Linked DNA regions of Homo sapiens: all the other regions are linked to region 2. A link is a contact called in ENCODE Hi-C or POLR2A ChIA-PET data. All regions are on one chromosome and are shown on one strand. Each heading gives the region's core, a stretch centred on a gene start or an enhancer-like site at or near the end of the contact. The rest is flanking DNA. Distances are from core to core; before and after follow the strand shown.

Region 1 (2,911 bases), core at 92-2,591, 890 kb after region 2:
ATCTCCCTCCGGAGGGTCTACCAGTGGCAAACTCTTAAGTTTTTGTATTTGTAAGTGCTATGATTTCACCTACGTTCTGGATACATGTGCCTCATACTGGGTACATAATTCTTGAAATACATTTTCACTGAATATATAATTCTAAGATGATGGTTATTTTCTCTCTGGCTTTGTTGCTCTTGATGAAAAGTCAGGTGTGAATCTATTATTCTCTTTTTCTATGTGCCAGAAAGAGGTGTTGGATTTTATTGTGAGGGAAATAGGGAGGAAAATTTTTAAGCACAGGGTGACCCCGTCAGATCTGCATTTTAGAAGCACACTCTGGCACTGTGTGGCTGAGATCGGAGGGAGGGCAGCTCCGCGAGGTCTCTGCTGTGGTCCAGAGAAAAGACGGGGCGAACCTGGGAGGTGGGTGCGGTGAGGGCAGGCAGACCCGAGTCCCCGAGGGGATGCCGGAGCGACAGAAGTTGGGGTCAGTACAGGAAGGAGCAGGGACGACGCCGGGCTCCCAGTGAGGAATGGAGGCGCGTTAGCGAAAAAGGAAGGGGGGTGGGGAATCAAGAGTTCGTCTCGTGCCACAAATGGTTGAGCCCCCACTAAGCACCTAGCGCCCAGTACACGCGGGTTTGGGGAAGGCTGGGGCAGCGCGGCGGCAAAATCCGTCCCCGGGGGACCTCAGCTCCACCGCGGCCGCTCCTGCCGCGAACGAGGGCCCGGCCCGGGAGCCCTCGAGGCAGCGCCCGCGTCTGACCCGTGCGTCTGGGCACCGACCACCGAGGGTCGGGTGGATGGACAAATGGAAGGGCGGATGGAGGGGTGGGTGGACGGACGTGGAGACACTGGCCAAACTGCGCCGCGGAGAAGGCCGGATTAGGGAGACCTCGGCCCTGCGACGTCCGGACACGGTGGGAAGCCTTTTGGGTCCCGGCTCTCCTGCAACTCGAGGGGCTGCGCCTCGGGCCCAGTCTCCTCCGCTGCGGGAGGTGAGCAAATGGCCTCCCCGCTCTGAGCCTTGACTTTGTCGTCGGCTCCACTGGGCCCTGCCACTTCGGCCCCTGGCAGTCACCGGGAGGCTATGAGGCGCCCGCCTGGGTATTAAGGATCACGTCCCGCCCCGGCGTCACAGCAAGACGGGGCGCGCGAGCCTCCGCCCCGCCCCAGCCGGTGACCGAGCCAAATAAGTCCCACGGCAGCGCTCGCGGCTCGCGGCCCGCGGCCCAATCGCAACCCGCGGGGGCGGGCCCCGGGGGCGGGGTTCCGATGGGGGCGGGGCTCGGGGGCGGAGCTGACCCTCAGGGCGCGAGCCGAGCCCGCGGCCGTTCCGCGCGCTCCCGCCCCGCCCCCTCCTTGCGCGCGCTCGCTCGCTGGCGCCGAGGAAAACGTTGCGCAGGTTCAAAAATGGAACGTCGGCGGCGTGAGGGAGCGCGAGGGGGTGTGCGCGCGTGCGCGTGCGCGTGCGCGCCCGGACGAGGGTGACGGGGACCCCGCCAGCCCCAGCATCGCGCGCCGCAGCCGCGGCCCCGCAGCTCCGCCCCCGGCCCGGCCCGGCCCCGGGCCCGCTCGCCCGCCGCCCCGCATGGAGCTGTCAGCCATCGGCGAGCAGGTGTTCGCCGTGGAGAGCATCCGGAAGAAGCGCGTGCGGAAGGTGAGGCTGCCCGGGGGCGGCTCCCAGGACCCCAGTGGGGTCCCTCCCGTCCCCAGCACCGCTCCCTCCACGCTGGGGCTGAAGGGGAAAGCGGGGCGCGGGGGCCCCGGCAGCCCTGCGCTGCTGGGCCCGTCTCCCCAGCCCGTGCCTCAGTTTCCCTGCCACCGTGTAGGGCGAGTAGAACAAAAGTTGTCGCTCCAGGATGCTAGTGGCGGCCGAGCCTGCCTGAGCTGGAGATTAGGATCGGACGTAGGGATCCTCAGCGCCATCCCACCTCGCTCCCCTTTTATTGTAAATATGGGGAGACTGAGGCCCAAGTTGAAAGGACTTGCCTAGCGCGTTATGGTCAGAGCTGGGTTTTGAACTCGGGACTCTGGACGCTTGGCACCAAATCCTTTCAAGTTGTAAGTGGAGCTTTGGAAAAGTCTCCTCCGGCCTCTGAAGTTTTTCCTGCTGGACTTTGGCCTTTTCCGATCCTGCCCCCTCTACGCCACCCGAGCACATCCCTATTCCCCGCCCCCACCCCCACCTCAACTCCTAGCCCAGGCCAGGGCTCTGAAGCCCGCCCCCTGCGCTGGGGCATCCCCTAGTCTCCTACCCCATCTGCCTTCTTCAAAACATACACCCTGCAATTTAAGGAGGTGTCTGTTCTGCTGGTTTCAGAACCCCACACTTTGGGGCTAGACTTTGTCCGGGCCTGGCGTCTACACCTCCCGTGCACTTGTTTGGCGAGGGGGCTCGCCTAAGGCTGGGGAAATCCTTGGGGAGAAGTTCCTTTCCTGGTACGCACTACTGTCCTTCCTTTGTCTCCTCCTCCCTGCAGCCCTTTGGGAGGCTCCAGGCCGACTGGGAGGGGCCTTAGGGGGTCACCTCCTCCCATTTAACAGAGACAAAAACTGAGGCCCAGGCAGAGGAAGTGACCTGCTCAAGGTCACCGAGCAAGTTAGATAGGGAGGTAGAGCAGGAGCTCAACTGGGCTGATTGGCAGCCCATCTTCTTTCTCCATAGAGAAAACTCAGTCCTGGCATCTCGGGCCAAGGGTGAAGGTCAAGGTGGTCAGGAGCATCTTTTCTTCCTCCAGCTGTGCTTGGGGTTTTACTCTTCTGATTGAGGCAGCTGTTCCTCCTCCTTCTCCTTTTTCCTAGGGTTTTCTCCACTTAAAAGAGAATTGATTTATTCCACAAAGCTCAGTGCTTTTCGTGCTGTGTAGCCTGAAGCAGGCACAGCACTAACTCCCTCTACGATGGAGCCCGCAGGGTAGCACAA
Region 2 (2,886 bases), core at 220-2,719:
TTGCTTAAATTATAATACAAATGACCAACTTGAAATTCACCATCCTCTCGTTCAATCTCTAGCACTGATGCTAAAAAGTAATAAAACAGCCAAAACACATGAGAAAGCACGAACTTAAAGTCCCAGGCTGGTAACCTGAATTCCAAAGAATTCAGAATAAGCTGGTCCTTAAGGCGCTTGACTAGAGGTGACCGTTACTGGACGTCTTTAACCACTACAGCGTGTCTCGCTGGATCGGATGTCCAGCCTCTACAGCCGAATAAACCGGTAGTCTGGAACTGAAGGGCACCGGACCACGGGAAGGTGTAAAAACACTCTCCGTGCCCCTCGTTTCCTTGTCCAGAGTCTGAGCCGCCTCCCCAAGTGGCCGCACACGCAGGGCCCTGGCGAGGGGTGTGGAACGCATTCACCTTGTCACGCAGGTCCTGCACACAGGCCGGGACGCTGCGCAGGGACCCGAGGATCCGAGGCCTGACGCCTCCCTCTGCCACCGCCAGCCAGGGGCGGACGCGCCTCCGCGGGCCGGGAAGGTGTCCCCGCGCCGAGGCCCCCCGGAGACGGGAAGCGAACTCGACGGCCGGGCCAGCCCACCCGGAAGCCCTCCCCCAGCTCACACCTGCTGGCGCGTGACGCCCGGAGCCGCGCGCGCGCCCGCCAGTGCCTGCCCGGCCGTTCGGGGCGCCCCGGCCCGCGCGCCGGACGTCGCCCCGAGTCCCTCCCCGCCCCTCGACTCAAATCTCGGCGGCGCCCGCTCCCGCGGAGCGCGCGCTCAGCGCCGCCGGCCGCACCAGCCCCGCGCGCGCTCACGCCCCCTCCCCGGCCCGCTCCCCGCCCCACGCGCGCTCCCTCGCGAGGACACGCACACGCCGCGCCTCCGCTCACCGCCCCGGGCCGCGCCGCGCGCCCCCGGGGGCGCCCTCGCCGACCCCCGGCCGCCCCGCTCCGTCCCGGCGGGGCGCGGGGGAGGGGAAGGACGGCGCGGCCGCCGCACCTCACTCACCGCCGAGCCGTGCCGGCTCCGAGTGCGCGGCGTTTCGCTGTGAGGCGAGGCGCGCAGTCTCCGCTTCTCCGCAGACTATGGAGGCGACGTCGTAGGGGGGACTGAGGGGCGCAGGGGTCACTCCCTCCCGTTTCGCCTTGCAGCAGCACGGGGACCCCAAAAACTAAAAACAAAATAAACAAACTTTCCCCTCCGCATCCCTCCCCCAAAACCACAACACAAACACTCGGGGGCCCGCCCAGAGCCCCACTCCATTGGCCGCAGGGAGGATGCTTCCGGCTCTCACTGGCTGGCTTTTGTGCCCGTCAAGCTGTCGTTCCGCCCCTCCAATTCCTCGTTGCTGCCTTCGCCCCTCATTGGTTAAGTGCTTCCCGTTTAACGAGCTAGGATTGGCTGAGCTGCCTGAGCCAATCATGTGGGGACACACCCCCTCAGCATCCCAGAGGCCGCTTCCTCGGTCGAGGACCCAGAGAGACTCAGGGGAAATTAGAGCATGATGGCGGCCGAGGTCGCTTGGCGCAACCATCGTCTTTTTTCTTTATTTTTAGCTCATTAGTGCCTTGCCTCGGCGCTGTTTCCCTAAGCTCCTCTCTCCAACCAGTACTGCCCTATAACGGAATCCATACGTGCCGGCTCCTTGATTTATCCCCTCCGAAGTGCTGAGTGTGGGCTGGTTGTGCGTCATTGGACTGTCAGGATGTCACTCCCCAGTCAAATCTTCAAGCTATTGGTGGAACAGCAAGAAAGCCCGTCCATCAACAAGGGCTAATACCATTGGTTTGACTCCACTGTGTTATTTCCTGGCACCTTATTGGGCAAATAGGTGCGTCAGATCCGGATTCGCTCTGCTACGGTTAATTGTTTACTGGGGATTTGGGGTCAACTCTGGTTGTTTGGCCAGTAGTTGACGATAATAGTGACTCCCTTGCCTATTTTGTGCCAAGTATTGGGCTGCTTTCTTCACAAACATTATCTGGTTAAACCTGGGAGTAATGCAGTATCCAGTTTTTATAGATGGGAAATTAAGGCTGGCGAGAGCTTAGAAAACTTGCCCAAGGTCATCCAGATACAGAGTCGTTGGTGGGCCTGGCATCTGGTCCTGGGTCAAACTGCAGAGACTTCACTCTTTTTATTATGCTTTAGTGCCTCCACCTTAGACGATGTACTTGTCAGCCAACCTAGCATCTTAAAAACGTTTCATTTGGAACTCAAAGTCTTCAGTCAGTTTCTAGAAGTGACTTTGTTGGGGACTTACTATGGAAAGGTTGTCATTGCCTCCACCACATCTTCCTCCCCAGGACCCATTCCTCTCCCCTTTAAGGTAGACATTTCTGCCTCCTTTTATGCGAAGCCTAGGCACCACTCGCAACCCCTGACCAACCATCTACAACTCATTCTTTGGAGAGAGTCCTCAAGAGCTGGAAAACTAGGAGAAATCAAGTCTAAAGAGAGAGACAGAATAAATCGTCTTAGAAATGAATAATTTATTGCATGCAAAGAGAACAGCCCTTCAGCTCCTGGAAATCTTCCAGGATAGTTGATGCTGAGCAAGACGTGTGCTCCTGGCTGGTGGCCACTGGGTTCTTTCCCTATAGCAGCATTCATCGAAGTGAATCCAACATTTCAGCCAGAGGAGGGCAGGACGCTTAGGACCCATTGCCAGTGAGCTTTTGCGACCGAAATGATCTCCAGGAGCACAACGCTGGACTCTAGCCCACATTCCATCTTGGGTAATTAACATTTTACCGTCCCAAATCCCCATCCCCTGTAGCTTCAGTGGGATCACCGCCCTTGTTTCACTTCCTGATCCAAGCTGTTGTGTAACCTCCTTGGCACTGCTTTAATAATAAAACAACCATTGTAACATAGTAACAATGCTCAACACT
Region 3 (2,931 bases), core at 303-2,802, 590 kb before region 2:
GGCATTGGAAGCTGATTTATAGTGAGTAATTGGGAATACCCAAGGCCACTTTGACTTTTGCCGCCATTGGATAGAGCAGCACCCTCTCCTACCCTCCCTCTGAGTTCACCCATGGGCAGTCCCAGAAGCCTTTGATGGGGAAAAGGGGGTCATAGTGAGAATTTACCTTGGAATGTAAAGTGAGCCGCCCCTTTTCAGTCTTTGCATCTTCACGCGGGTCCGCCCCAAACCTAGAAGAACGCCCCTGACCACTTCTTCTTCTATCTACTGTTACTCCTTCCTCTGACTCTGGTGACCCCATCCCGGAAGCCTTCCGGAAAGCGCTTCCCCCTTTTCCACCCCATCGAGTTGGGGTTATTTCTCCTTTTCTGGGCTCTCTCCCATTGCTGGGGAGGAAGGCGGATACGAAGGGCCTGCATGACCGCAGCTGTCATCACAGTGGGCCTGGCTTACCTTGTTGCTCTCTCCCCTTTCGCCTTTCTCCTTTCTCCCTGTTGCAGTCATGGACTTCACTCATAATACATATACATATACATATACATATACATATACATATACATATACACATACACATACACATACACATACACATACACATACACATACATATACATGTTTTTAAATCGGGCAGCCACCCGCTCCCCGCCCTCAGCCCGGAATAGGTTCAGAGAGGTGCCCGGGTTCACTTGCGGAGCGTGTGGCCTCTGCGCCTAACGCGCGCCCCTTCACTACACGAATGGGTGCGGGCAAGGGTATAGGATTTTAGAATTCCAAGAGTTGTCGGGGGTCATCCCGTGGAATCCTCTTTTTTGCAGATGCTCTTCCTGGAGCCTTCCGATGCAAGCTCTTGGGCTCACGCAGCCCTTTTCCTCTTCTAAGCCCAGAGCGCTTTCGCTGCTGCTGATCTCCACGGCCTCGGCAGATAGGGAGGGGCAGGCAGGTGTCAGCGTCCTCCCTTTCACCGTTGGGGAAACTGACTCAGAGAAACAAGGCGACGGGCCTCGGCGGGGCGGGACCGTAACGGGAATTCAAGGCTCCAGGCCAGAGCGGAATTTATTGTGTCTCGTTTTGGGAAGCGTGAATGTGAAATGATCGACTTCGGAGCCCCAGGCGGAGACCCTTCAGTCCCCGACAAGAATCGGGATGGGGTCTGGGATTAATGCAGTAATTACTCGCGCCTGGGCATTGACCCCTTGGCAACTTCGCAAGATCCGGCAGGGTCCACCGCCCTTCCCTTCACAGGGTGACCACAGGGCTGCGGCCTCTTTAAGGCCCAGAGCTCCGCCCCCGGCTCGTCGCCAACCCCCTCGCCGCAGCTCAGCCAGTTCCAGACTTTCCTCAGAGATGAGGTCATCTCCCCGTTGCCCATTGGCTGCGCCGTGCCGTCAGTCACAGGAAGTCAGGCCGCCGTTTTCGCCTTCTTCATGCCGCTTCCTTCTCCGCCCGCCCTTTAGTCCGCCGATCACGACCCCGATCAGGCCTCTGATTGGCTAGCGCCGCCGTCACTTCTCCAGCGGACAGTCTTCAGGACGGGAGGCGGGCGTGGTGGGCGGGCCCGCAGCTTCCGTGGCTGAGAGGAGCCGGCGGCGGCAGTGTCTGTGGTGGCCGCGGCGGCGAGAGCGACGGTCCCATCTTTCCCACCCTCTTGGTTGCCGCTGGCCACACGCCCTCCGCTGGCGGCGACTTCTCAGCTCCGTGCGCCCGGGCTGGACAGTGAGCCTCGAGAGGAGACGCGGGCGGCTAGAGCCGGAGTGGGGCGAGCCGCGGAACCCGGCCGGGAGCCGCGCGAGGCGGTGAGTGAGAGTCCGGGTTGGGGACCCCTCCCCCACCGCGGCCTCGCCCCGCCTGGAGCATCCTTTTTCCCCCCCGACCCTGCTGCGCGCGTCCTCGGGGGGTCGGGCGAGGCGGCCCTCGCGTCCCCTGCCCTCTTCTTGCCGGCCTTCTGCCCCTGCCCTCGGGGCCGGAGTCGCAGAGCGGCGGTCACTGTGCCGGGGCTGGGACCCGGGCCGGGCCGGGCGGGCGGGCGCGGTCGTGCACCTGTGCACTGCCTGGCAGGGCTGTGCTGCGCGGGGCGGGGAGGCACGGAGGTCCTCGCCCTCGCTTCTCCCGGGATGTGTTTTGATTGCAGGGACGGGGTGTCGGCCGCTTTCTCTGGGGTCTTGTGCAGACCTTCAGGATCCAAGTGCAGTCCTTGGGATTCCCAGGCAAGGAGGCTCAGCTGGACTTGTTGGTGCCAGTATAGCAAACCTGAATGCTGCCAGGTGTACAGGGCTCTGCAAATCTGAAACTTGATGGCCAAGAACTTTACCTCCTAAGAAAGCGTCTGTCAGGACGCTGATGCAGTCCACCCTCCCCGCTTCGGGTACCTTTGATACTCCATAGTGCCTAGGGCTGGACCTTTTGAGTCGACTCCCAAACCTGCCACTTGCTAGCTGTGTAATCTTGTGCCTTGGTTTCCTCGTCTGAAAAATGAGGATAATAGCACCAATCGCATACGGTTGTTTGTTGTAAGTGTCGAATGAAATAATTCACGTGAAGCGTTTGACACAGTGCTTGGCCCATAGTAAGGGCCCAAGAAATGTTTGCTTTTGGGATGTTGAGAATGCCTGGTTTGCCTGTGTGCCTTTAAGCACTAGCCCAGCTTGGCATTGTCAAGATTTCTCTCTGTTGTCTCCCTGTTATGCAGCATAACGAAAGGGCAGTTGAATGGTTAACTTGCTTGCCAGCCTCTGTTTGGCATGAAGTGTGTGTATATACAGGAATGTGGAATACATCACTTAAATATAATAATGGAATTACCCCATGCTTCGTATGTTTTTACATAGTTTTAAACTCATAAGACGTCTGGAATGTCCCCGAGTTGCAAGTTTTTGAGATCTTTTCAGGGTCCTTTCTACATCAAGCCGAAGCCTGTAACGTTAAGACTTATTG
Region 4 (2,974 bases), core at 162-2,661, 770 kb before region 2:
TGATCAGGAGTCAATGAGAACTGAGTTCTCAAGTTTTACAGCCAACTAGTTTCTATGTTCCCATGCCAAAATAATCTTTTTTTTTTTTTTTTTAGGAGTCTCACTCTGTCCCAGGCTAGAGTGCAGTGGTGCAATCTTGGCTCACTGCAACCTTTGCTTCCTGGGTTCAAGCGATTCTCCTGCCTCAGCCTCCCTAGTAGCTGCAGTTTCAACATTGTAATTTCTACAAGGCGCGTGCCACCATGTCCGGCTAATTTTTTCTATTTTTAATAGAGACAGGGTTTTGCCATATGGGCCAGGCTTGTCTCAAACTTCTGACCTCAAGTGATCTGCCCGCTACGGCCTCCCAAAGTGCTAGGATTACAGGCCTGAGCCGCTGCGCCCAGCCCAAAATCATCTTCGCTTCACTTTTGGTCCTTCACTTTCACGTCATGATTCTATGGCGTGATGGGAATGTTCCTGGAAGCAGTATCTTCTGCAAATTTTGTGAAAACGGCCAGGTTAAACTTTGTTAGACCCCTCTCCCAGGGATTAAGTGTGATGATGGGCATAAAACACTAAGCCTGGCATGTAGTCAGCACTGAGGAGTTATCACGAGGATATTCTAAAAGGAAACATGGTAAAGACAAGTGGTGATGGTGTCTCAGGAAAGAATCCCTGAGTCCCTGAGGAGCATCCTGAAGCAGAATCTCACAGTATGACAGGTTAAAGCTGAATGTGGCTGCTTTAGTTTTGTGTAATTTTGTTAGTCACTTTGCAACATGGAAAAAAATTTTTTTCCTTCAGTATTTTATGAAGTACTACTACATAAATTGGCTTTCGTAATCCTCACAGCAGATGGGGATTGTTGGTACTAGTACATTGTCATTTCACAGAGGAAACCCAAGAGGTTAAATGACTTCCATAGTTGCCAACTAGGGGGAGGCTCCCACTCGCGTCTTGTATTTTGGGCTCCTGATGCTCAACATCTCTTCCCACCACACTCAAGGGTTTTTCTGGAGGAAGAAGTTTCCAAGTCCACAAGTGAGTTTTTTTCCTCTTGGCCAAAATGTGACTTTCAGAATAGAAAAGAGCTCAGGCGCAGAGAAACAGGGAGACTGGAGTCTCATTGAGTTTCCCCATCTTTGTCACCAGAGTAAAAGAAGGCCATTAAGACTTCTGAGATGGAGGAACTGGTCAGGGCCCGGGAACGCCAGAGAACGTCGGAGGAACCGGGAGCCGGGTACCTGGTGTCAGGCCGCCTTGCGCCTTGGAGCCCAGCCCCGCGAACACCTCGCTGTCCCGCCCCGCGCCCACAGGGGCCAATCAGCGTTCAGGGGCGTTCTTAGCCGCCCCCCCCCCCCCGCTTTCCCGCCCCGCGACCCGGAAGTGGTTCTAGGGCAGGCGGGCGGGTTTGAGAGGGCGGGGATTGCGACTCTCACACCCTGAGCTCCGGTGCTCCTTTCCTAACTCCACTGGCTGCGGCATCTGTGGGAAAAGTGTGGCTGGGTCTTCGAGGAGCCGCACCAATGGCTTCCGTGCTGTCCTACGAAAGCCTGGTCCACGCCGTGGCCGGAGCCGTGGTGAGACGGGGTCTTTACGCCCGGGCCGCAACGGGTTATAAGGCTTCTCGGGGGCCAGTCCCGGGATATGCCTGAGGGATGGGTCTGAGAGGGAGGTAGTGTGGGTTGGGGTCCACTGTCATGACTGTGGGGCAGAGAGGAATGGGCCATTGGCGGAAAGTTGTTGGAGGAATTCGGGGTAAGGGCCGAGACTCCGCCACCTCCTGGTCTCCTAGAGACTGCGGGGTAGAGAGCCGTGTTCACACGTGCCCGCTCAGGGTCCGCATCTTTGCCGTGGGAAGTTTAAGGTCAGGCTACCACCGCACACTCACACACTTTGCTTTACTGGCCCGGAGGAGAACGTAGGTGTGAAGCCGTGTTGCTTAGTCACATGCTTCCCTACAGCCTGTCTTCACGCTTGCCGCGGGCAAGTGGCAATACCTAGTAGGATAGCTCTGGGCACCGTTATTGGCAGGAGAAGATAGATCCTTTTTTTTTTTTTTTTTTTTCCGGACAGGGTCTTGCTCTGTTGCCCAAGCTGGAGTGCAGTGGCGCGATCACGACTCACTGCAGCCTCGATCTCCCGGGCTCCAGCGATCCGCCCACCTCAGCTTCCTGAGTAGCTGGGACTGCAGGTGTGAGCCACCACACCCGGCTACATTTTTAAAAAAAATTTTTGGGGTCTGGCAGTGTTGCCCAGGCTGGTCTCGAATTCCTGGCCTCAAACGATCCTCTCGATTTGGCGTCCTAAACTGCTGGCATGAGCCACTGTGCCTGGCTTTTTTTTCTTTCTTTCTAAATCAAGATCTGGGTTCCTGTCTACCACAAGTGTGGTTTGTTATGAGGTATACGCTTGATTCTTGGGCTTCTGGTGTCTAGGTTCCACTTGACACTTCCCCTCTCCCCTCTTTTCCTTAAAACTTTCCACTTTTGGCTTGGGTGACTCCTCTTGTGGTTCTTTTATCTCTTTGACTGCCTTTTCTCATATTCTTCACCAGTTGTTAGCACACACCTTTAGCTGTTAAAATCACTGTGACTTCAGAGGAACATCACTGAATCCTCTGTTTAGCCTCCAGAAACTTCACTGAGAGCTCACCTTCTCTGTAGACTAATCTGGATTTAACCCTAACTCCATCATTTGTTAGCTAGATGCCCTGTAAACCTTACTTTCTTAATCTGTAAAGTGGGGGAAGTGATACCTACCTCACAGAGTTTAGAGAATTAAGTGACACAGCATTTCATGAAAATGCCTAATTCAGGAAGCCTGGTTCATTCAGTTCAGCCAGAAGAGCCTTTCAGCCAGCATGAAGGCTGAGATGGACGCTTGCGTGACTTGCTTTAAGATGGGCATGGAGGCCTGTGTTTCCGGAGTGGAGGGAACAAAGAGGCAAATAGGTTTCAGGGGGCCAAATTGTGTGAGACTTTCACTCTGG
Region 5 (2,986 bases), core at 78-2,577, 810 kb before region 2:
TTAAATGAATTCAAGTATATCAACATAAACATATGCCAAGACATAGCTTTGATGTCAAATACCATACGTTCTGGTTCACACATTGTTCATATATTGACCCAAAAAACTGAAATACGATCCAATGGCAGATCCGCCTGCAAGGAAGGTGATTCAGTTTTCACTGATTAAGCTTTATGTTCATCAGATTAATTGCTCGCAATAGAGGACACCCTACAAAAAATTATTCTCCTTATCCTTCGTCTTGTCTTTGCAAACAGGACTTTCAGACACAGAACGCCCCAGAAGTATTTCGAAACAGTTACCTCTCCTAAGAGGAGCTGCTGAAAGAATTTGTTACTAAACATGCTTCGTGTATATTCTGGAGCAAGCTCTCACGCCTAACAGAAACAAGAGCTACTTGATGTGAGACACTTTGTCACTTAAGTGTGATAATTGCCACAACTTCGGAGTCCGAGTAACTTGGAAGACAGCCCCTCTGGGGGATGGCACACTTTTCTCTCTGCAGTCATTTCGGCTTCACAAAATACCTCAACGGTAGAGAACACACTGGGCCCACCCCTTTCCAGGAGCAGCCGGTATAGAAGAAATCCGCGGAGCACAGAGGGTTGGGGAGCGGAGGCCCCACCAGGAGAAGGGTCAGCCGAACCAGGGATCGCCTGAGACCAACTTGGGTCCCTCCAGGGGACACCATGGGAGGAGACCGTGGGAGAAGAGTCTAACCTGAGAGGCCGCGGACGTTTGCTACAGCGGGAACCAGCTTGGGGGCTGAGAGCAGCCAAGGCATTACGGCCTAACTCACGCGTCGGGAAGAGAAAGAGGGTAACGACGGGGAACGCAACCGCCTGCAGGGCCGCGTCGCCAGGAAACCGGGCCAGCCGCACCTCCCCTTCCGGCGGAGGCGGCTCGCGGGCCTTCCTTGCGCGGCGGCGCAGGTTGTGACGTCATGCCCCGAGCTGGGACCGACCCTCCGGCTCCACGCCCTTTTTTTTTTTTTTTTTTAGGTCCCGGGCGTTGAGCTCTACTCAGTGCACGCAGCCACACAATATGCTCTTGGACGTCGCCCCCTGGAGGGGATGTTATCTCCCGCCTCCTTGAAGTCGCCCATTTCTGGGGTTGCCCCATCCAGGGAGCTGGTTCCTAGTTAAGAATATGAGAATGTATGCGCAGGGAGGCAGGCAACAGCACGAACAGCCACGCTTCTAGAAGATTCTAGGGAGCGCGCAGGAGCAGCGCAGAGGGAGTAGGAATGAGCAGGCGGAGGACCCGAGGTCACGAGACCGTTGGGTGGGAGGAGCCAGCGGCCGGGGAGGTTCTAGTCTGTTCTGTCTTGCGGCAGCCGCCCCCTTCTGCGCGGTCACGCCGAGCCAGCGCCTGGGCCTGGAACCGGGCCGTAGCCCCCCCAGTTTCGCCCACCACCTCCCTACCATGGACCCCCGCAAAGTGAACGAGCTTCGGGCCTTTGTGAAAATGTGTAAGCAGGATCCGAGCGTTCTGCACACCGAGGAAATGCGCTTCCTGAGGGAGTGGGTGGAGAGGTGAGACCCAGGCCTGAGGACCGTTGGGGGCGGGGGAAGCACGGCCCCAGGGGGGAGCCAGGCTGGACCTGGCTCGGTCCGGCGGGCGAGGCGGGGTCGCTGCCCCTTCTTTGCCCGGGAAAGGGAGGCAACTTCGAGGGGTCATGGAAGATCGCGAGCCTTGGGTAGTACAGGAGCCGCGGGGAGCAGGAGGCAGAGCTGGGTTCCTCGCACCCTGAGGTTGCCCAGGGGTGTATCTTGGGCGAAATACAAAAACAGGACTGCGGATGCGTGGACACTGGAGACGCGAGGAGTGAAAACTGCAAGACTTAGATTTTGCGTGGGGTTGTTTTTCTTTCAGTCTTGTGTGCCCTGCTCAGGTCTCATTGGTACATAGCAGTTCCTTTACGCACTATTCCTTTACGTCGTGTTATAATAATATAACACTAGTAAGTTAAAAGTTACAAAACTAGTAAGAATAAAAATGATAACTGTAAAAATGATTGTTTTTACCTTACAGCGTTTGTAGCTGCGTAGGATTAATTATCTTGAGAATCACTTATTATACCTCCGTTACTTGGCAGTGTTATCACTCCAAACACGTCTGAGAAAAATAATTTCTTAAGGCCTGGCATGTTTCCAGGATATAATCTTGTTGTCTTTAACTGTAGAGTACTTCGCTACGTGCAAGGAGTTAATTGACAAGGCATTGTGCCTGGTGCTAGGAAACAGTATAAGTACTGTCTATTTAGACGAATAAATAGAAAAGTTCGTTTTGATATTTACTATATAATAGTAATTAGCATTTTATGTGTTGAAGGAGCACCGAAGAGAAAAAGTGACAGGGAAGTCTTCCCTAAGATGACTTTTTAAAAAATTATTACTAATGGGGAACTGAAAAGATGACATACAAATTGCACTAAACAGGGATAAATAGCAACTATGCAGACCATTGCGACTCCTAAGAGGTGCTGCTGTGAACGTTATGTGTTTAGTGACTTTTGTCTTTTAGAGACAGGGTTTGGCTGTATTGTCCAGGCCGCATACAGTGGCGGGATCACTGCAGCCTCCAATTCCTGGGCACAAGCGATCCTCCTGCATCAGTCTCCCAGGTGGCTAGCAGTGCGGGATCGAGCCACCATACTTGGCTAATTTAATTTTTTTGTAGAGATGGGGGTCCCATTAAGTTGCCCAGGCTTGTCTTGAACTCCTGGCCTCAAGGGACTCCCCCGCCTCCCAAAGTGGTGGTATTACAGGCGTGAGCCACTTCACCCAGCGTGATATTTTTGTGTGGGAAGATGAGCTCATGATTACCAAATAGCTCAAAGAATATTTCTTAACAACAATCTGGTTCTAAGGAAAAAACTCGTTACAATCTGTCAGCGTTGTATGTTGTATTTTTTTCCTCTAAGAAGTTTTTCAATTTTTAGCTCCCCACCAATTGTCTAACTACTGGAAGACTTACTTATATG
Region 6 (2,779 bases), core at 129-2,628, 630 kb after region 2:
AATGCCCATTCTACCCCATAGGATCTCAAACCAGGCTGTTCAGCATAATCACTGCAGAGCTTTAAACACGCTCACACAGCGGTCCAGGCCCTGGCCCCATCCCCGGCCTAAACACAATTTCTGAATTTCCCAGATCTCCCTAGGGTACATCCTGAGCATCTGTACTTTTTAAGCCCCAGGAACAACTTTGATGCAAGGCCCAGGTGCAATTCCCTGCCTCTCCCTGAAAGCTTGCCCCAAATCTGGCCTCCCACCTGAAAACTGCGCTTTGTTCACAACGGCACTCCCAGAACCACCATGCAGAACTACAGCAAACTGGAATAACTGGGAGAACCACAGTTCAATTTCAAGGAAAATAAAATTTGTATTGGCTGGGTGCAGTGGCTCACGCCCGTAATCCCAGCACTTTGGGAAGCTGAGGTGGGTGGACCATTTGATGTCAGAAATTTGAGACCGGCCTAGCCAACCTGGTGAAACCCCATCTCTGTCTCTGTTAAAAACACAAAAAAATTAGCCAGGCATGGTGGTGCATGCCTGTAATCCCAGCTACTGGGGAGGCTGAGGCAGGAGAATCGCTTAAACCCAGGAGTCGGAGGTTGCAGCGAGCTGAGATCATGCCACTGCACTCTAGCCTGGGCGACAAGAGTGAGATTCTGTCTCAAAAAAAAAAAAATTGTATTGAAAGCTTTATTGAAATATTAAACAAACACAAGCTAGAGCAACCAGATAAGAGAAAGAAATAGAGGGCATCCAAACTGGCAAGGAAGATGTTAAATGATCCTTGTTTGCAGACGATATAATCTTATATTTGGAAAAACCTAGATTCCACCAAAAAACTATTAGAACTGATTAAACAAATTCAGTAAAGTGGCAGGATATGGGCCGGGCGCGGTGGCTCAAGCCTGTAATCCCAGCACTTTGGGAGGCTGAGGCAGGTGGATCATGAGGTCAGAAGATCGAGACCATCCTGGCTAACATGGTGAAACCCTATCTCTACTAAAAATACAAAAAACTAGCCGGGTGTGGTGGCGGGCGCCTGTAGTCCCAGCTACTCTGGAGGCTGAGGCAGGAGAATGGCATGAACCCGGGAGGCGGAGCTTGCAGTGAGCCGAGATCGTGCAACTGCACTCCAGCCTGGGTGACAGAGCGAGACTCCATCTCAAAAAAAGACTCCATCTCAAAAAAAAAAAAAAAAAAAAAAGTTGCAGGATATGGAATCAACATACAAAAATCAGTAGCATTTCTATATGCCAACAGTGAATCATCTGTAAAAGAAATAAAACACACACAGATACTGTGTGCAACTTCTTAAAAGTTATTGTTAAGTCTTCCAGAAAGGATGTGGAAACCACTTCAACAGGCTTTTGCAATCATATATATAAAAAGCCTGTGGTTAGCTTTTGTGGCAAATTGTAGCTTCTGTTTAGTTATATACTGACAGGAGTGACTTCACTTTTTTTCATATAATTGGTTTTATTCTGCTTTTATCTATTTTGGTGCTTCAGCTCTACATTTTGCACCCTGGAGCAACTTCTGCAGGGTGTGGGAGTTTGTTTTATTTTTACATTAACATGGAGTAAAACTGGCTTCTGGGGCACGCACATCTGTGAATGTTGACACATGTAGAGATGTGTGTAACTACCACCACTCTCAGGATACAGGGCAGCTCCACTCCCAACGCACTCCCTCCCCTAATCCCTGGCAACCTATTTTCCACTGCTATGGCTTTGTCTTTTTAAGAATGTCATATTAAACGCCAGGTGCAGTGGCTCACGCCTGTAATCCCAGCACTTTAGGAGGCCAAGAGGGGCTCATCACTTGAGGCCAGGAATTTGAGACCAGCCTGGCCAATGTGGCGAAACCCTGTCTCTACTGAAAATACAAAAATCAGCCGGGCGTGGTGGCGCACACCTGTAATTCCAGCTACTCAAGAGGCTGAGGCACGAGAATCACCTGAACCTGAGAGGCAGAGGTTGCCATGAGCCGAGATTGCACACCACTGCACTCCAGCCTGGGCGACGGAGTGAGACTCTGTCTCCAAACAAAACAAAACAAAACAAAACAATGTCACACAATGTCACATAAATGAAATGATGCAGTAAACATGACCTCCTGAGACTGGCTTCTTTCACTCAACATTATGTCTCTAAGACTCATCCAAGTTGTTAGCCTGTGTGCATCAACAGTCTCTCTCTCTCTTTCATAGAGTAATATACCATTGTTCGGATGTAGTAAAGTTTGTTTATCCATTCATCCACTGAAGGACATTTGGGCTGTTTCGTTTCTTATAACTATGAAGAAATATGCTATAAACATTCATGTACAGGTTTTTGTATGAATGTAACTTTTCATTTATCCAGGGTAAATACCTAGGAGTGACAGGGCTGGCTCATATGGTAAGTATATGTTTAACTTTATAAGAACCTGCCAAACTGTTTTCCAGAGCAGCTGAACCATTTGCATTTCCAATGTTGAGTTCCGGCTGCTCCACGTCCTTGCCACCATGTGGTATTGTCTTTTTCTGAATTTAGATATTCTAAGAGGTGGGTAGTGGTAGCTCATCGTGACTTTAATCTGCACTTCCTAACGGCTAACGACACTGAGTATCTTTCACGTGTTTATTTGGCACCAACTCATCCTCTTTGGTGAAGTGCAAGTTTTTTGCCTATTTTTAAATTAGGTTATTTTCTTAACTATTGTGTTCTGAGAGTTCTTTTTATTTGTAACTTAGCATTTCACTCAGTAGTGTCTTTTGCAGAGCAAAGGTTTTAGTTTAGAT

The links. Hi-C counts contacts between places; a loop is a spot of excess contacts on that map. ChIA-PET counts read pairs that join two places held with the same protein, here RNA polymerase II (POLR2A). Pooled maps may share reads with other maps.
Region 1: a map of B cell shows a loop between it and region 2 (37-fold over the local background). The contact joins the promoter of CBX7 here to the promoter of TNRC6B-DT in region 2. A Hi-C loop is called at or near these places in 10 of 168 maps with a recorded cell type or tissue (B cell, CD4-positive, alpha-beta T cell, CD8-positive, alpha-beta T cell and 5 more), 5 of 37 single-sample maps with no recorded cell type and 22 of 50 pooled maps. POLR2A ChIA-PET finds 5 or more read pairs at or near these places in 7 of 52 experiments (CD4-positive, alpha-beta T cell, CD4-positive, alpha-beta memory T cell, GM12878 and 4 more).
Region 3: a loop to region 2 is called in a map of CD8-positive, alpha-beta T cell, with 20 times the contacts of the local background. The contact joins the promoter of MRTFA here to the promoter of TNRC6B-DT in region 2. A Hi-C loop is called at or near these places in 5 of 168 maps with a recorded cell type or tissue (CD4-positive, alpha-beta memory T cell, CD8-positive, alpha-beta T cell, cardiac septum and 2 more), 14 of 37 single-sample maps with no recorded cell type and 19 of 50 pooled maps. POLR2A ChIA-PET finds 5 or more read pairs at or near these places in 6 of 52 experiments (B cell, CD4-positive, alpha-beta T cell, GM12878 and 3 more).
Region 4: a loop to region 2 is called in a pooled map, with 15 times the contacts of the local background. The contact joins the promoter of SLC25A17 here to the promoter of TNRC6B-DT in region 2. A Hi-C loop is called at or near these places in 4 of 37 single-sample maps with no recorded cell type and 12 of 50 pooled maps.
Region 5: a map of naive thymus-derived CD4-positive, alpha-beta T cell shows a loop between it and region 2 (8-fold over the local background). The contact joins the promoter of ST13 here to the promoter of TNRC6B-DT in region 2. A Hi-C loop is called at or near these places in 1 of 168 maps with a recorded cell type or tissue (naive thymus-derived CD4-positive, alpha-beta T cell), 1 of 37 single-sample maps with no recorded cell type and 11 of 50 pooled maps. POLR2A ChIA-PET finds 5 or more read pairs at or near these places in 9 of 52 experiments (AG04449, CD4-positive, alpha-beta T cell, CD4-positive, alpha-beta memory T cell and 6 more).
Region 6: a loop to region 2 is called in a pooled map, with 3 times the contacts of the local background. The contact joins the enhancer-like site here to the promoter of TNRC6B-DT in region 2. A Hi-C loop is called at or near these places in 1 of 168 maps with a recorded cell type or tissue (CD4-positive, alpha-beta T cell), 1 of 37 single-sample maps with no recorded cell type and 4 of 50 pooled maps. POLR2A ChIA-PET finds 5 or more read pairs at or near these places in 6 of 52 experiments (B cell, BJ, CD4-positive, alpha-beta T cell and 3 more).

Annotation. Positions count from the first base shown.
Region 1 is chr22:39,151,110-39,154,020 of GRCh38, reverse strand. It overlaps CBX7 (chromobox 7), which reads left to right and starts at 1,341. Exons shown (of 6, transcript NM_175709.5): 1 at 1,341-1,645. The coding sequence starts at 1,577. RefSeq lists silencers at 1,035-1,604, 1,675-1,724 and an enhancer at 1,182-1,763.
Region 2 is chr22:40,043,113-40,045,998 of GRCh38, reverse strand. TNRC6B-DT (TNRC6B divergent transcript) reads left to right here and starts at 1,469. Exons shown (of 1, transcript NR_163486.1): 1 at 1,469-2,869. FAM83F (family with sequence similarity 83 member F) reads right to left here. Exons shown (of 5, transcript NM_138435.4): 5 at 2,465-2,886. It also overlaps a transcript of TNRC6B not described here. RefSeq lists silencers at 416-485, 496-715 and enhancers at 1,016-1,135, 1,446-1,745, 1,827-2,474.
Region 3 is chr22:40,635,340-40,638,270 of GRCh38, reverse strand. MRTFA (myocardin related transcription factor A) reads left to right here and starts at 1,552. Exons shown (of 15, transcript NM_020831.6): 1 at 1,552-1,793. RefSeq lists enhancers at 1-478, 1,218-1,527 and a silencer at 1,788-2,097.
Region 4 is chr22:40,817,783-40,820,756 of GRCh38, reverse strand. It overlaps SLC25A17 (solute carrier family 25 member 17), which reads left to right and starts at 1,411. Exons shown (of 9, transcript NM_006358.4): 1 at 1,411-1,562. The coding sequence starts at 1,509.
Region 5 is chr22:40,854,980-40,857,965 of GRCh38, reverse strand. ST13 (ST13 Hsp70 interacting protein) reads left to right here and starts at 1,327. Exons shown (of 12, transcript NM_003932.5): 1 at 1,327-1,535. The coding sequence starts at 1,426. XPNPEP3 (X-prolyl aminopeptidase 3) reads right to left here and starts at 818. Exons shown (of 10, transcript NM_022098.4): 1 at 721-818. The coding sequence starts at 784. RefSeq lists enhancers at 513-972, 983-1,202, 830-1,599.
Region 6 is chr22:39,411,315-39,414,093 of GRCh38, reverse strand. The region is part of intron 1 of TAB1 (TGF-beta activated kinase 1 (MAP3K7) binding protein 1); the gene reads right to left. Among named protein-coding and RNA genes, the nearest start is that of TAB1, 13 kb to the right of the region's middle. Within about 2 kb of position 1,378, at least 3 of the 41 ENCODE cell types and tissues checked have a DNase peak (open chromatin) inside an H3K27ac peak, as active enhancers do.